Regions from separate parts of the Mus musculus genome. Here all the other regions are linked to region 3. A link is a loop called in an ENCODE intact Hi-C map of the cell type or tissue named here. Cell type or tissue: left cerebral cortex. All regions are shown on one strand.

What was found. Peaks named below come from ENCODE experiments on the same cell type or tissue, not always from the same donor. Only the 100,000 strongest peaks of a DNase experiment are listed, where the experiment ranks them.
Region 1: it touches region 3 in a loop (2.3-fold over the local background); 11 of 42 quality-filtered maps call a loop at or near these places.
Region 2: a loop joins it to region 3, with 2.3 times the contacts of the local background. A loop is called at or near these places in 13 of 42 quality-filtered maps.

The regions. Positions count from the first base shown.
Region 1 is chr3:87,857,637-87,862,636 of GRCm38, reverse strand. It overlaps Prcc (papillary renal cell carcinoma (translocation-associated)), which reads left to right. Exons shown (of 7, transcript NM_033573.2): 5 at 363-506; 6 at 2,426-2,491; 7 at 3,291-3,734. The coding sequence ends at 3,377. Among named protein-coding and RNA genes, the nearest start is that of Sh2d2a, 13 kb to the right of the region's middle. In left cerebral cortex, a CTCF peak has its summit at 2,612 (motif pointing right); DNase peaks (open chromatin) are centred at 1,658 and 2,628; H3K27ac peaks cover 229 bases.
Region 2 is chr3:87,836,663-87,841,662 of GRCm38, reverse strand. No RefSeq gene overlaps it. Among named protein-coding and RNA genes, the nearest start is that of Sh2d2a, 7.6 kb to the left of the region's middle. In left cerebral cortex, a CTCF peak has its summit at 2,810; a DNase peak (open chromatin) is centred at 2,820.
Region 3 is chr3:87,768,237-87,773,236 of GRCm38, reverse strand. Pear1 (platelet endothelial aggregation receptor 1) reads left to right here and starts at 4,284. Exons shown (of 25, transcript NM_152799.2): 1 at 4,284-4,359. In left cerebral cortex, CTCF peaks have their summits at 2,766 (motif pointing left) and 4,073 (motif pointing right); DNase peaks (open chromatin) are centred at 2,765 and 4,079; H3K4me3 peaks cover 1,045 bases; H3K27ac peaks cover 658 bases.

The DNA of each region.
Region 1 (5,000 bases), 89 kb before region 3:
CCCCTACCCTCATTTTGAAAGTTGTAATCCTAGTCCTTGGGAGACTGAGGCAGGAGGATTTTGAGTTTGAGGCTTCATGGTTATGTCCAAAACAGAAATGAAGAATAGACCTTTCAGGCAAACAGTCTTCTGGTTTGCACTTATGGATCTCTACAAATACTCTTGGCCACCCTGGCTCTGACTCCAGGAGACCTCCTGAGCAGCAGCCCTCACCTGGCTCCATGGGAGCCAGTAGACATCTATTTCACAGAGAGAAACCAAGGGCACTCTAGGCTAGAGGCGGGTTCTTAGCAGTGTCTCCGGCTCTCCTCACCCACTTCCCAGACACCTGCACTCCTGTTTTGATGACTTTTATTTTTCAGTTTAAGCGGCTACAGGGCAAGAGGAACCGAGGGAGAGAGGAAATCAACTTTGTGGAGATCAAAGGTGATGACCAACTCAGTGGGGCTCAGCAGTGGATGACCAAGTCACTGACAGAAGAGAAAACCATGAAGTCCTTCAGCAAAGTAAGTGTGAAAGACCATTTGGATGGCCTACTTGGAAGGCCTTGCACCTCATCTGACCTACTGTTCTCTAAATATACCTCTGTATATTTAGCAAATACTGTTGCCCATGGGAATGAAGTGTACACCAAGCTTCATGGGAACAAAGCTTGCCTTTCAGAACTTTACAGAATTTAACAGCTGTCCAGATGCTGGTGTGCTCTGGTTGTTGAGAATGAATGATTGGGTCGGTTTCCCAGCTGCTGTGTATGTCTCTTCCCACTGACCAGCCAGCATCTACAGATGCTCTCTAATCACACCAGTCTCCATGCTACTAATGTGGGAGCTGGCTCAGCCTATCTTTGGGGAGTGGGCACAGCAGATCTTCAGAGGTTCTAGGCCCTGGATCCCAAGCATGCTGCTCTTCTTTTGCTACTTTTTCCATAGTTTGTTGTAGCTAACCTCTGTCTCTGGTTGTTCTTGTTTCCCACACTAAGGGCCGTCCCTGTGCTCATTTTCTTCAGTCAGTATGCTGAAAGTATCTTCACTTAGCAACTGAATAGTATGGATACTTATGAGCTTGCCATGGGTGGGGTAGCTGGATATGAGCTGCATGCCAGCAACACCAAGGTCGAGGATTTTATGACACCCCACCACCACCAATTTGGTTTTTCTTTGTTCTATGGTCACAGATGGCCTTCCAGACCCCCATCATTTATTTTAACTGAATGTTGGCGGTCATACAGGATAGAGCAAAGAATTGTGGTTAGAGCAGCATAGATCTATCATTGTTTACTGGAAAAACCACTTAGGAGAAAGGGCTTTGCTAGGTTGGGCTTGAGAGGCATCATCACAGGCAGCTGCTGGTGTGTGCTTACTGTGGGAGGCATGAACGTCCGTGTGTATCACCTTCAGTTGTAACGTTACAATTACAGTTGTAATGCATTGAGTAGCAGTGTTAGAATCTGGTCTTTTCCCAGCTTCAGGGTGTTGTCCCATTTCATTTTGTTGAGCTTGCTTTTTAAGAGAAGAAAGGATAGAGTCCCCTCTCTCCCCAAGAAGTTGACAGCAGAGTTGGGATGAGATTTAAGGACACTTGAGTGTAAATGATTACAGTGCAAATTGATTACATAAGTGCTGAGGAGACTCTGGGGAGGAGTTCTGAGAGTTGGGTGGGGCTGGCGAGAAAGCTTCTAGCCCGAGACAGCTCGGGCAGAGGACAGAAAAACCACACAGTGAAAGCTCAGACCAGTATAGATCTTGACAGTAAATCGTTCGCATCAACCTGTGGTTTGGAGTTGAATGTAGTTACTGATGGAGGTTGGAAGATAGATCGAGGAAGAAGGAGCTTGTGAACTTTGTTGTCCCAGGGAAGTGGTTGACATGTCATAGGATAGGACAGTACAGATTCGGTCAAAGATGATGGATGGATGAGGGTTTAGTAAGTGGTAGGTAGGAGCCAGACCAGACATTTGCCCAGGCTGGAGAGAAGAGGACAGAAATGAAGAAGGTTTAAGAGGCAGATGGATAGAAAGTCTGAAGAGAGGTCAGCAGATCACATGCCTGTGGTATAAAAGCTGTCCTAGACTCACTACAAGCTAGTGTCCACAGGCGGGCTTGAGGGAGAGTGGGGTTATCAAAGAGACAGTGACTCCTGCCCTGACTTCAAAGAGTAGCCAGCCTGTTGGGGATTAATGGGCTGCTTCTAGCAAGCATTCTCATTTTAGATTTGTTTTTCATAATGGCTCTAATAAAATGTTAGCTTTATAAGTATACAGACACAAAAGCAGCTCCAAGTTCCCTTGTTCTCCCTAAAGATTTGGGCTGTATGTCTAATGCTTTAGTTTGTCAGCTTTATACTGTCTAGGCATATGAGAGATTTATGTCTTTCCATCTGTGAATTAAGGACTGCTTTTTGTTTTTCTTTTTACTTTCTCTTGTAGAAGAAAGGTGAACAGCCAACTGGCCAGCAGCGGAGGAAACACCAGATCACATATCTGATTCATCAGGTGAGGATGCTCAGGGCTCACAGCATTCCATTAAACTTGGGGATGGGAGGGAAGTTAATACAGCCGGAGCCAGGCACCACCCTTTTGGTAGGCATACTCTCTTGTTCTCCATGTGGCCACTAGGGGGAGGCTGTGTTCTTAATATCATTCCCCCCTGCCTCTGGTTCACAGGAGTCTAGTTCCGGTATTTAGTGAAATCATGTTATGTAAGAGGGTAGTGTATTATAGGGTTCTTTTGGGGTTTTTTGAGGCAGGGTTTCAAGCATTCCAGCCTAGGATGACTTTGAGCTTCTGATTCCCTTGGGTCTGCCCCTTGAGTGCTGAGATTTATGGCATGTTATGGGCATGTGTCTCTCTGGTTTCCAAGGTGCTAGGGATAGAACTGAGTGCTTCCTGGAAGAACTCTACCATCTGAGCCCCATCCTTTTTATTGAAGTTGATTAGTACATTTTATTTATTGTTTGTGTGTCTGTATTTACATAGATGTGTACCACAATGTGAGTATAGCGGTCAGGAAAATTTCACTGTTTTTGTTGTTGTTGTTTCTGTTCACCATGCAGGTCCCAGGGGTTGAACTCAGCTATATCAGGCTTGGTGGCTGCCACCTCTACTCACTGAGTCCCCAGAAGGCTTTTTCAATAGCAACTTTATCTGTTTTATTTAAAAAAAACAAAACAAAACAATCTGGGTCTGGGATGTCCAGTGGTACAGTGTGAGCTTAGTGTGTCCAAAGGCTGTGGGTGTGATCCCTAGTCAGTGTGCCCACTGTGACTCTCCCAACCCCTCCTTTGTGTTATAGGCTAAGGAGCGGGAGCTGGAGCTGAAGAACACCTGGTCAGAAAACAAGCTCAGTCGCCGGCAGACCCAAGCCAAATATGGATTCTAGGGCCCAGGGACTGATGGCCCAGGATCTCCGTTGGCACAGAGGCCCAGCCCCAGCATCACCTCCAGGACCCCAGCTGCTCTAAGTCCAGGACCTCTACCCTGAGGACTCAGCCCTTAGCTCTGGAGAAGGAACATATTTGATAGATTTTTCTTAACAAGTTAAAAAATGCAGCTCCTTTCTGTGCTGGGCTGGAAAGACTGGAGCGCTGCCCCGAGGATCTACGGCCTTGGTTGGGAGTTGTGCTCCTTGCAGCAGGGAGTGATGAAATGGTGAACTCTCCCACCATTTTTTTTTTTTTTTTTTTTTAAACAGGGATGTCTGTTGAAATAAAACATTGAGTGTGACAGATGCTGCCTACAAGGTGTCTGGATCTCAGAGTTGAGCTTGTGCAGAGGGCCCTGCCACGCACCCCAGGGGCTTCTCCGTGCTTTGCTTCCCCCTTTGCCCACGTTATCCTCTGACCACCCAGGACCTGTTGGTGTCTTACCTGGGACAGGATGGTATCAGGTGTGTGATCCCAAGTACAGAGTATTGCTGGCCTCGGTGTCTCAAGATGGACTTGTCAGTGTGGGTGTGGTGCGGTATGCCTGTGATTTTAGCATTCAGGAGTTCAAGGCCAGCCTGAGTTACAAGACCCTACCTTTAAAACACAAAGAAAAAAAAAACAGTAGATATAAAGGGACACCTAGCAGGTTCTGGCAAAAAACCTGTCCCCAGAGTGAATCAAATTTACACTGAGGTCAAGGGCATGGACTGATTTGGAGTAAGTTGTGTTCATCACATGGCACGCTCTAGGTTAATCTGCAAGCTAGGCATCGAAGTTGGAGGCTAGAGAGCTCTCCATGGAGACGTCAAGATCTCTGCGTTTTGAGGGAGGAATATGGAAGGGAATACGGGCTAGGAGCTGTAAGGTGCTATGTGCACACCAGGGACAGTATGCAGTGCAGTGTCTTCCTTTCAGTTCAGGCAGGGCTCAAGTAGGGAGTATCACAAAGTGTACAGCGTGCATGAGTCAGCTGCCAGGGATCTGAGAGAGCCCTACCTGCTCTTCAGGAATGGCGTGATGGCGTGATAAAGACTCCCGAGCCTGTCAGTTCTAGGCAGAGGAGCTATGCAGGGCACCGGCTTTGGCCCACTGCAGGTGGGAAATACCTGGTAGGGTTTAGTAGTGTTTAGCGTGCCTCGACAGGCAAGCCTATGGCCAGAGGAACAGTTTGAAGAGGTTGTGGTGGGACTAGGGTCCGGTAGACTGAGACATCTCAGTTTCTGGTTCTGTGTGCGGAGGTAAGTTGAGGCGTCTGTTTCTCATTAAGTACGTTGTAGGGTTTCATCACTTACAGGAAAACTACCAGCTTATCTGAAATCTGACCTACTTCGGGTTGGAGCCAGACAGGGCTCTGAGTCCCACAGGGACTGTAGTTGTTCCGATGTGTACATCCAGCCATTCTCAGCAGGGAGCATCAGCTCCAGCTATATCCCGGTGTCCACTGAGGTTCAGGGCCAGGGCTGAGGTCCACCTCCCATTGGGGATCTTGAGAGCCCTTTGTGCCAGGTGCTCTCTGGGCCTGGCGTACTCTAGGTGCAGCTCTTCACATCTGTGTTGTTATCACCCTGTCTGTTCAG
Region 2 (5,000 bases), 68 kb before region 3:
TTGGATTTAAGGTTCACTCCACGAGATGGAATTTATACCTGGTTCATAGAGTTTGGGGTTGGGCAAGTGTTTATTTGAATGGCTATTTTAATTTAGCAGTGTGATATTTTTCTTTGTGAGTTCATTACTACATAATGATTTTAATTAAAAAAAAAAAAAAAAAAAGGAAAGCTGAGCCAGGCATGGTGGCACACGCCTTTAATCCCAGCACTTGGAAGGAAGAGGCAGGTGGATTTCTGAGTTCGAGACCAGCCTGCTCTTCCACAGAGTGAGTTCCAGGACATCCAGGGCTACACGGAGAAACCCTGTCTCAAAAAACCCAGAAAGGGAGAGGGAGAGGGAGAGGGAGAGGGAGAGGGAGAGGGAGAGGGAGAGGGAGAGGGAGAGGGAGAGGGAGAGGGAGAGGGAGAGGGAGAAGAGAAGAGAAGAGAAGAGAAGAGAAGAGAAGAGAAGAGAGAGGGAGAGAGAAAGGTGACAGAAAAGTTAGCTTCACACATGGAGTGTGAAGACTGTCATTCTGAAGACTTCAACTTGTGAAGTTGTGGCTACAAAACCAACCAAACAAAACAGAGGGAGGAGGGAGGCTCTGATAAGTGTGGTAGAGAGACCAGGACCAGGCATTCTCTTAGAAAATGAGTCAAAAGATATTGAGGGGGGGTGTGGATGTGGGCTCAGTTGCTAGTGTGGTTAGCTAGCATCCATGATGTCTTAGGTTTCATCTCCAGCACTAATAAACCTGGCATGATGTAACTGGAGAGCTGGGCTGGGCCAGTTGTGCCTTTAATGCCAGCACTCAGGAGGTACAATCTGGGGGATAAGAAATTCAGGGTCATCTGTGGGCTACATGACAAGTTCCAGGCCGTCCTGGGATATCTGAGACCCTGCCTTGCAAAAAAGATTCTTGTAGCCTGCAAACTGCAATGAGCACCCCCTCCCTCAAAGAACACAAGATTCTAAAGCAAAATGCAAAATTGTTTGACACAGTCAATCCTTGACCCTTTCTACAATTTTCAGTTTAAATGTGTTCTGTTAAAAACTAAAAGACATTCTCACTGGGCACGGTGATACACCTTAGTTCAGAGAGGCAGGATCTCTGTGAGTGTGAGGCTAGCCTGATCTACACAGCAAGTTCCAGAACAGCCAGGGTTACTTAAGAGAGGCCCTGTCTCAGAAAGGCTTTTGTTTTTGTTTTTAAAATATAATCTTAACGTCTTATCCCCACTTCCCAGAAGGAGGGAGCTAGAGACCTGGGCAGAAACAATGTTTCCGTTCAATTGGTAGTTATGACAGTTTTCTTAGAGAGTAACAGAAGAGTTAGTGAACAAGGTGGCAGGCTCCTGACCATGACTGGTCCAGGAGCTGTAGCTGACAGTCATTGGGTCCCTCCTCACCACCCGTCTCCAGCAGCACTTAGGTCGGAGCTGTTGCCAGTAAGAGAATCTGAAGCTTTATTTCCCAAGTGTCTACATCCAGAGCTGCCCTGGCCCTGCTGCTTAACAGAGTCATCTGCTAGGTCATCAGTAGCTGCGGCAGTGTGAGGAGACACCTCAGGGAGTCCCTGCCTGTAAAGCGCTCTCCTCCTGTCACTGTTCAGTCATTATCCCACTAGCAGAGAGAAAGAAGAAAAGTAACAGCTTTGAGCATTCGGAATGGGAGAAGCCAAGTCCAGAAGTCCATTACATGGCTGCTGGCTTCGGGTATTTTATAGGCCCTGGTTTCTTCTTCTTTGCCCTGTTTGTCTTGTTTGGATACAAGCCCCCATGTCTTCATGGCATTTCTCCTCCCCATGTTTTCTTCGAGCAGGAAACACTCATCTCAGGGAACCAACTTACATTTTCCTAACCTACCGACGTCCCTCTAACTCTGCTTCAAAATACAGGAGTGAAGCATCTAAAGGGGACAAGGACTTATTTTAGCTCCCAGTTTCCGATGTCAGTCCACTGTGCCAGGAAGGGCAAGGCACAGCAGAGCAGCCTGGAAGCAGAGAGCTGGCTTTGCTGGCAAGCTTTCTTCCATTTCTCCAGGGCCTTGGTCTATTCTATGGTATAACCTACGTTCAGGGAAAGCCTTCATCCTTTATTTAGTTGTCTCTGGGAACACCCTCTCAGACCAGTCCAGAAGAGTCCTTTAGTAATCTATGCATCTATCAATCCCATCAAGTTGACAATTAAAATTAAAAGCACAAGTCTATTAATTGGCAACTTGACACCTGCGTTCATCTGTCTTCCCCACCCCCAGCAAGATGCATTCTGTCCGTTTCCAGCAGTACCAGTCTGTTAACATTGTTCAAAAAGTCCAAATTCAAAGTGTCCTCTGAGATGCAAGGCAAACTCTTAGCTGCTGGTCCCTGTAGAATCAAAACAGAGCCACACACTTCCAAAATACAACACAGAGCAAACATTCTCGTTTCAAAAGAGAACAGGGATTTGGAGGGACCTGACTAAGCAAGACCAAAAACCCACACAGAACATTTAAAACCCTGTAACTCCATTTCTGACATTTGGACGTACAGCATCCTTTCTGTGGCCTTGCTGGTTGTAATCCATGTGGCCACTCTCTCGAGCTAGCTCTGCTCACTGCCTGCAGCCCCGATCCTGGCATTTCTACCTTTCTGGGTTTGGCAGGGAATCTCTGGTTCCACTCTTACACTTTCACCAATGACCTTCTCATGGCTGCTCCCCGAGAATCTGCTCCTTCTATATACAAGGCCTGGCACCCCAGGTTTTCCTCCCAAATCTGAGTGGAAGCTCCATCATCTTTCAATTCTTACATCCTGAGTGCCGTCAACACCCATGGACAATACCAAGTTCTACCGCTAGGAGGAGCTGTAGCCAGACACCCTTGTCTTTCAGCTGTACGGCTGAGCCTGGAGAGGTGAATTCCTGGGAGCACAGGGCCCCAGCAGTGGTCTCTTCTTAAGAGAAGTCTTAGCTGACACCTTTATCCCTTACTCCCTGGAGTCTGATGATTCCTGAGATGTCTTCAAGACATCTTTCCTATTGTTCTAGCTCATGGTTCTTGACTTCTTTTTATTTCTTTCATTTTTTGTTTGTTTGCTTTTTGAGACAGAGTTTCACTACATGGCTCTGTTTGGCCTGAAATTTCTGTAGATCAAGCTGCCCTCAAACTTACGGAGATCTGTCTGTCTTTGCCTCCCAAAGAGGGCGAGGATTAAAGCAAGGCACCTGCCTGGCACTTGGTTTCCTTTTAAACATTGGTCATCTCTTCATGTGGTCCTTAGTCTCAGCCCAACGAGGGCTTTTCTGCCCAAACTGCAATGTTTTCAAATCTTCCTGCTTTGCTTCTGACTTCTATAGTGACTGTAACTTCATTAAAAGTAGCCAGTGACATTCATGCTGCTTCCTGAATGCTGGGGTGTCTTGAAATGGTCCCTGCCACATTAATTACTCTATCGCTGTAAAATAGTCAAGTTTTCTTCCTGTCCACTTAATTCCCAGAAATAACAACCCTGAGACTAATTATTTGTCAATAAGTGCCCAGGATAAGCTTCCGCTTGTTCTTTGACTTGCTCTTAACTTATTATCCCTTTTATTTTAATTCTGATGGCAGCTCAGAAAACTAAAATGGCTGAAGGGTGCCTGTGGCTCCTCATAGGAACAAGGGTTCTATTGGGAATTGAATTAGAGCCCTTTCATGTTACATTACAGCAGAAAGCCTGGCTATATTTTCTCCAAGCCCTGAAACTTTGTGCTAGGCTATTTAAAAGTGATACATAGAGAGAATCTCTTATAAGCATCACCTGTCAATAAAAAAAGCTTATGGCCAATAAGCAGAGGCAGGAAATAGGAGGTGTCCTGCAGGGATAAAGAGAATTCTGGGAAATAGTCAGAAATGGGCAATAAAAACAACAACAACAACAACAACAACAAAACCAAGGAGAAGAAACCAGCCATATAGACTAAAGGTGTGTCTTCCTACCACAAGGTCTGAATCAGAGATATGTCTTCCTACCTCAAAGGTCAGGACTCGAAGTGGACTCACTGTCTTCAAACCAAGCAGACTATCTCTCACACATATTCTCGCCATATCTGGATTGTAGTGGTAACTACAGCAGTAGAACTCTTCCCTTTTCTACCCCTTGATTCCTGGACCTGTGGATCCTGGCTCTGGGAGAAACAGTATCATATATCAGACACTGATTCAAAGCATATACTGCCTTCCGAAGAACTCTGTCCCAGCCCTCCATGCCCCTGCCACCTAATTGGTGCTGTAACTGTGTCTTCAAAAGGCCATTCCATCTTTCTATCAGACCAGCTGCTTCAGGATGGTGGGGAACATGGTAAGACCAGTGGATTCCATGATCGTGGGCCCACTGTTGCACTTCTCTGTCTGTGAATTGAGTTCCTTGGTCAGAAGCAATACTGTGTGGAATACCATGATGCTAAATAATGCATCCTGTAAATTCATGGATGGTGGTTTTGGCAGAAGCATTGCATGCAGGAAAGGAAAATCTATGACCAGAGTAAGTTTCTTCTCCAGTAAGAACAAAACATTGTCCTTTCCATGGAGGAAGTGGTCCAATGTAGTCAACCTGCCACCAGGTTACTGGCATGGTGCCACATGGGAGGCTCAGTGAGGTCTCTGCTGTGGGCAGATCTGGAACTCAGCAGCAGTTGTGGCCAGATCAGCCTTGGTGAGTGGAAGTCCATGTTGTCTAGTTAGTGCATCACCCCCCTTCTCTGCAACCATGGTCACTTTGTTCATGGGCCCATTGGGCAATGGCAGGAATGGATAGGGAAAGAGGCTGTCTAGAACAAATTGTACAATCTATTTGCTCATTGAACTCCTCTTCTGCTGAAGTCGCCTTTTGGTGAGCATTTGCATGAGACACACGTACCTTCACCTCCTTTGCCCATAATGTTGCAAGTGTCTACTTCTGGGTAAGGTCTATAACATGCAGAACCTTAAATAAATCAGACTCTAGTCTTGTCCTCTATTCTTGTCCTCCTCTGTCAACCAATCATAGGCAATACCCCATA
Region 3 (5,000 bases):
GGGTGTGTACACACATGTGCATGCACACATGTGTGGTCATATGTATGCATGTGTGGTGTGTGTGTGGTGTGGGGCAGCAGGAACTCCTGACTTTTTCCTCAGCTTCCTATTCTCCCCACTGTGCCTCCACTTAGGTCTCCTACCCCGACACCTTGTCACAATTTTCCTGAAATTCTCTCCCTGTGTATCCTTGAGCCTCCTGTTAAGGAAGTGGCAGACCTCGCCTCAAGTCCAGCTCTATCTCTAGAAATAGGTGGAGGTGAAGCAGGCCATCCCTCCTTCCATGGCCCCTCACCAGCCAGCCCCTCCTTCAGACAGGCACATTAGGTGACTCCCAGGCTGCCTGTCCAGCTAATTGCCTTTCAGCCTTCCCCTCATCATGAGGGTGCCCCCAAGCTCCATTAGCCCCCCTTCCCCTGATAGCCCCTAAATCAGCCCCAATTATTCATGCAGGGGGTGTGCTGGGCTGAGCTGTGATTACAGCAAGAGTGGAGGGCTGGAGATGAGGGTCTGAGTGCCAGGCAAGCTGGCAGGAGGCAGAAGCAGAGCGGGGACAGGAGGGGCTGGACCCTGTGAGCACACGCAGAACAGTGACCATCTTGGGCACAAGAACCTGGAAGCCTAAAGTGTGCATGAAGGGGCGGGGTGTAGACTGAAAAGTGGACATTTGGGGGTCCTGGTGTATGAACCTCAGGAGCAGGAGGGGAATTAGTGGCATGTATCTGCAAGGGCCAAGCTTAATCTGCCCACCCTCAGTTGTAGCCAGATGTTTATGAGGAATGGGCTGGAAAAGAGAGTGAGCCAGCCGCATACATCCTCCCACATCTTTCCTGAGTCCCACTCCCTGCTCCGTGTAAGGCCAGGCTGGCCAGTGCCTACTGGGCAAGCTGGATATCCCAGGTCCTCTCTCTGTTCTTGTGTTTGCTGTCACCTCTCTGGGCCTCTGGAAACACAGAGCTGTGTGCTAGGAAGGTTGATGCTCATCCCTGGGAGCTGAGCTGAGTGAGAGGAGCGAGAAGGTCTGGTCTCCACACATAGCATCCTCTCTGTGCTTGGTCAGGGAGCCTCCTCTGGGAGCTGCGATGCTCTGAGCAACCTTCCTGCTAGGGAGACGCCTCTAGGGCTTCTTGTAAGACCATTCCCACTGAGGGTGGGAACCAGGCTTTCACTGGCTCCTCGGCCACTTCCCTGAGCCCCTTGGGTCAGAACAGCAGCTTCGTCCCCTGCCTCCAGGTTCCTCTTCTCCCTACAGTCTGCCAACACAGCCATAGTCCTTGTATGGGATCCCGCCCTGCCTCTGGGCAAGCTATTCCAATGGCTTTTCATCCCACACAGAGCAAAAGCCAGTAGCTTTACTGTGACCTAAGAGGTTCTTGCAAGATTTGGCTCTGATACCCCTGTCTTTAATACCCACCATCACCACACGCATTACATGCCGTAAACTACTCTGTGCAAGGGGTTGTCATTGGTGTGTGTGTGTGTACATGAATGAACGCATGCTACTGTCAGTGTGAGTGCACATGGGGAGGTCAGAGGACAGCTCCAGGTGTCACAGTCCTTAGCATCCATCCTGCCAGATAGAGGACCGAGAGGTCTGGAGTAACAGATGGGGGTGGGGAGAGGTGCAGGTGTTCAACCCGCCCATGTATGTATGTACATGCATATATACACATACACATATATAATGACTTGTATATAATGAATTATATAGTATGTAATGAATTTTATATAATTATTTTATTATGAATACATTACACATATATTCACTTACATGACGAATTTTAGTCACGTTTCCCTCCCTATTTCCCTCCTTCATCTCCCTCCCTCCCTCCCTCTCCTATCAGCACTCTTCTTCCTGAAGGAAGCAGTCCCTCTCGACTGACATGTCTTCCTGTTCATGGCCCACTGCATTTAGTTAATTATTTGCCTGCGTGTGGGTGAGAGGTTACTCAGTGGAGCAAGGGTAGCTTAGCAATGTTTACACCACAGTCCACTGTCCCCTTAGGAGGAGCAGGACCCCAGGAAATGCTGAGTTCACGTGTCCAGAGACATCTTTTTGCTGTGGACTCTTTCTGCCTTCCCCCTGCAGTGGTCTCTCAGCCTTGGAGGGGATGCTATAGCTGTCCCAGTTGGGATGATACGTCACCATTACTAATTCTCTGCACTTTGGTTACATGTTTCTGCGTTCACCCATGCCTGCTGCTATATGAAGCTTCCCTGAGCTATTCTCTGGGAATTCTGGGTGTGGACCTGGCCAGTGTTCATCCTCACGGATGATATTAAATAAAGATTGCTTTAACTGAGGGACAGGAAAAGGCTCATGGATGATATTAAATAAAGGTTGCTTTAGCTGAGGGACAGGAAAAGGAAGAGGAGGAGGAGGAGGCAGAGGAGAAAGAGGTAGCAGCTTTTCTGATGAAGGCTGGAGGAATCGCTAATATTGTAATAATGTGGCTATTTAGAAGGCAATCTGATGTGACTGTTTAGCAAAACAGTAGAAGAAACTATTTCTGGGACTCAAGTGTTAAACTTTCTTAGCAGGAATGGGATGTGGGCCGTAGGGCAGAATGCAATCCCAGAAAAAAAAAAGAACATGGAGCAGAACATCTGAGCACAAGTGGAGCCACACATATGTCTCACTTTCTTTCTGCACCTCAGTTGCCCTCATTGGTCATTTAAATGAGAAAGATCAGGTAATTTCCAAGGCTTCAAAAATGATGGGTCTTATGCCGCCTGACCTTGCGTTGGTTTTTACTGCCCTCTGCTGGACATTTTATGGTACCGCAGTCCAACTTCGTATTTCCTTCTCTGAAACACTGTTGCCATCCACTGCACCTGAGCTCTGCCCAGTTTATCATCAGAACAACTGTTAAACAGCATTGCCTGTCTCTCACCTGGATTATAATAATAATAATATTAGTAATTATTATATATCAGTATTATACACAATATTAGTAAGTATTATACACAAACAGCTTGGAACCACAATATCCAAGAATCAGGAATTGTCAGGACACAGCAATCCTGTTCTTGAATAGCCCAGTGCTGTCACCTGCTGTAGTAGAGAACACCCAACGGCCCAGAAACTTTATGGTGAGGGGAAGAAGATGGACATACGTGAGTACATACTCTATGATGACATTTACACGGATATTCTAGAAATATAAACTACAGAAAGCAAATCAAAACTTTCGTGGGGTTTGGGCTAGGGGTGAGGACGGAATCTGCGTCCTTACTGTAGCCTAGAGTAGGTACACTGGGGGAGATGGACTTTAAAACATTAGATTGACTTCTGTTGCAGGGGAGGGAATATGTACCATGCTATGGCACTGTTGTGGGCATAGATGACAAGTTTTGGGATTTGATTCTCACCTTCTACCATGTGGGTCCCTGGGTTCAACCTCAGGTCATCAGGCTTGGTGGCAAGCGCGTTACACCCCCTCGACCCCTCCCTGAGCCATCTCTCCATCCCCAGAGAGGGACATTTTAAACCACACTTTTATTGGGATGAACACATTTGTCTAAGCCAATGAAACAGCATGCTAAGTAGAATAAGCTAGATGTGGAAGGTCGGAGGCCGGAGCTGAGGTACATATAGCCTAACTTCACGATGGCTACCAGGGCCAGGGGATGCAGACTGAGTTTCAGTTTGGGATGAGGAGAAAGCTCTGGAAATTGACAGTAGCAAAGGTTTCGTATATGTGAAATACTTTATGCCACCGAACTGTATACTTAACATTTGTTGAAAGGATGTGTTTTATATTGTGTATGTTTTGCCACGATAAAGTTTTGGAACATTATTCATCAAGCCAAGTGGGCTTATTTTTATTATATGTCAATCACTCTTAAATAAAGGTGTCCCTGCTGTTTAGAATTCAACCTAGGGCCTGCAGCATAAGCCACACTCCCCCAGGCCCAAGTTGTCTTTGTTCTGAGACCTGACTGTGGTAGGTCGCTGAGTTCTTCGGAGCAAGCTGATGAGCAAGATCTGCTTTCTTTATGTAGCAGAATCCTGCTTCAACTCTTGCAAAGGTCCCAAAGATCTGACCGCGCAGGCAGGGTGCCCCTCCCCTGAAGGCCGCCAGGGGGCGCCGCCGGGCAGGAAAGAGGGGCGTCGGGTGGACCGCGACGCCGGGAGCCGGGGCTGTCAGGTTGGGCGGCTCTCCCCGTCCACTTCGCAGACAGGCGTGCGGAGGGCTGACCCCACCCGGCCGGGCTCCAGCCTCCCCGCGCGGACTTCCTGCCTGGGCGCGGGCGGAGGCCCACCCCCTTCCTGCCCGCGCAGCCAGCTCTGTCGGCCAGCAGGACCCGTCGGTACAACACGCCGCTCTGAGCTCCGAGCTCCGAGCCCCGAGGCAGGTGAGTGACCTGCCCTGGGCTCTGGAGCCCGAGACCGCTGGGCTGAAACCTGAAGAGAGGAAAGGAGGAGATGGAGTGGGGACTCCTGTGTGTGTGTGTGTGTGTGTTCCGTCTAAGTGGAAAGAGAAGAGAAAGGAGAAAGGAGAGAGTTAGGGGAAGAGAAGAAAGTGAGATCTAAGTAGAGAAAGCCGCCTAAGTGAAAAGAGAGAGAGAGAGGAGAGAAAGAAGAGAGCGAGCAGAGAGGGAGAGGGAGACCTAACTAAGTAGAAAAAGAAAGCTGCGTAGCTCTGAGGATAAGGAGCTAGGATGGGGACCAGCCTGGGAGAGCTCTCTTCTCGCCCTGAGGAAGGCAGCCTGCAAGTCTCCTGGATTCCAGTGTGCTGTTTGCTAGTGTAGAACCATGGTGGTGGTACCGAAGCCCTGAAAAGCAACCCTAAACCTTGTCTTCCCTCTATCCCCCAATTTCTTCTTTCTGGGAGGACCAACAAAACACAGTTGCCTGCCTGTCTCCTCCTATGTCTCGCGGAGAAAGACCCTGTTTAGTGTTCATAGTGTTGCCCCCTACCCCTGCCCAGGGAAGAGATTGGATTTGCGTGTCCTTTCCCATCTTGTAGGGGAGAGGTCAGCCATAGGCACCTACA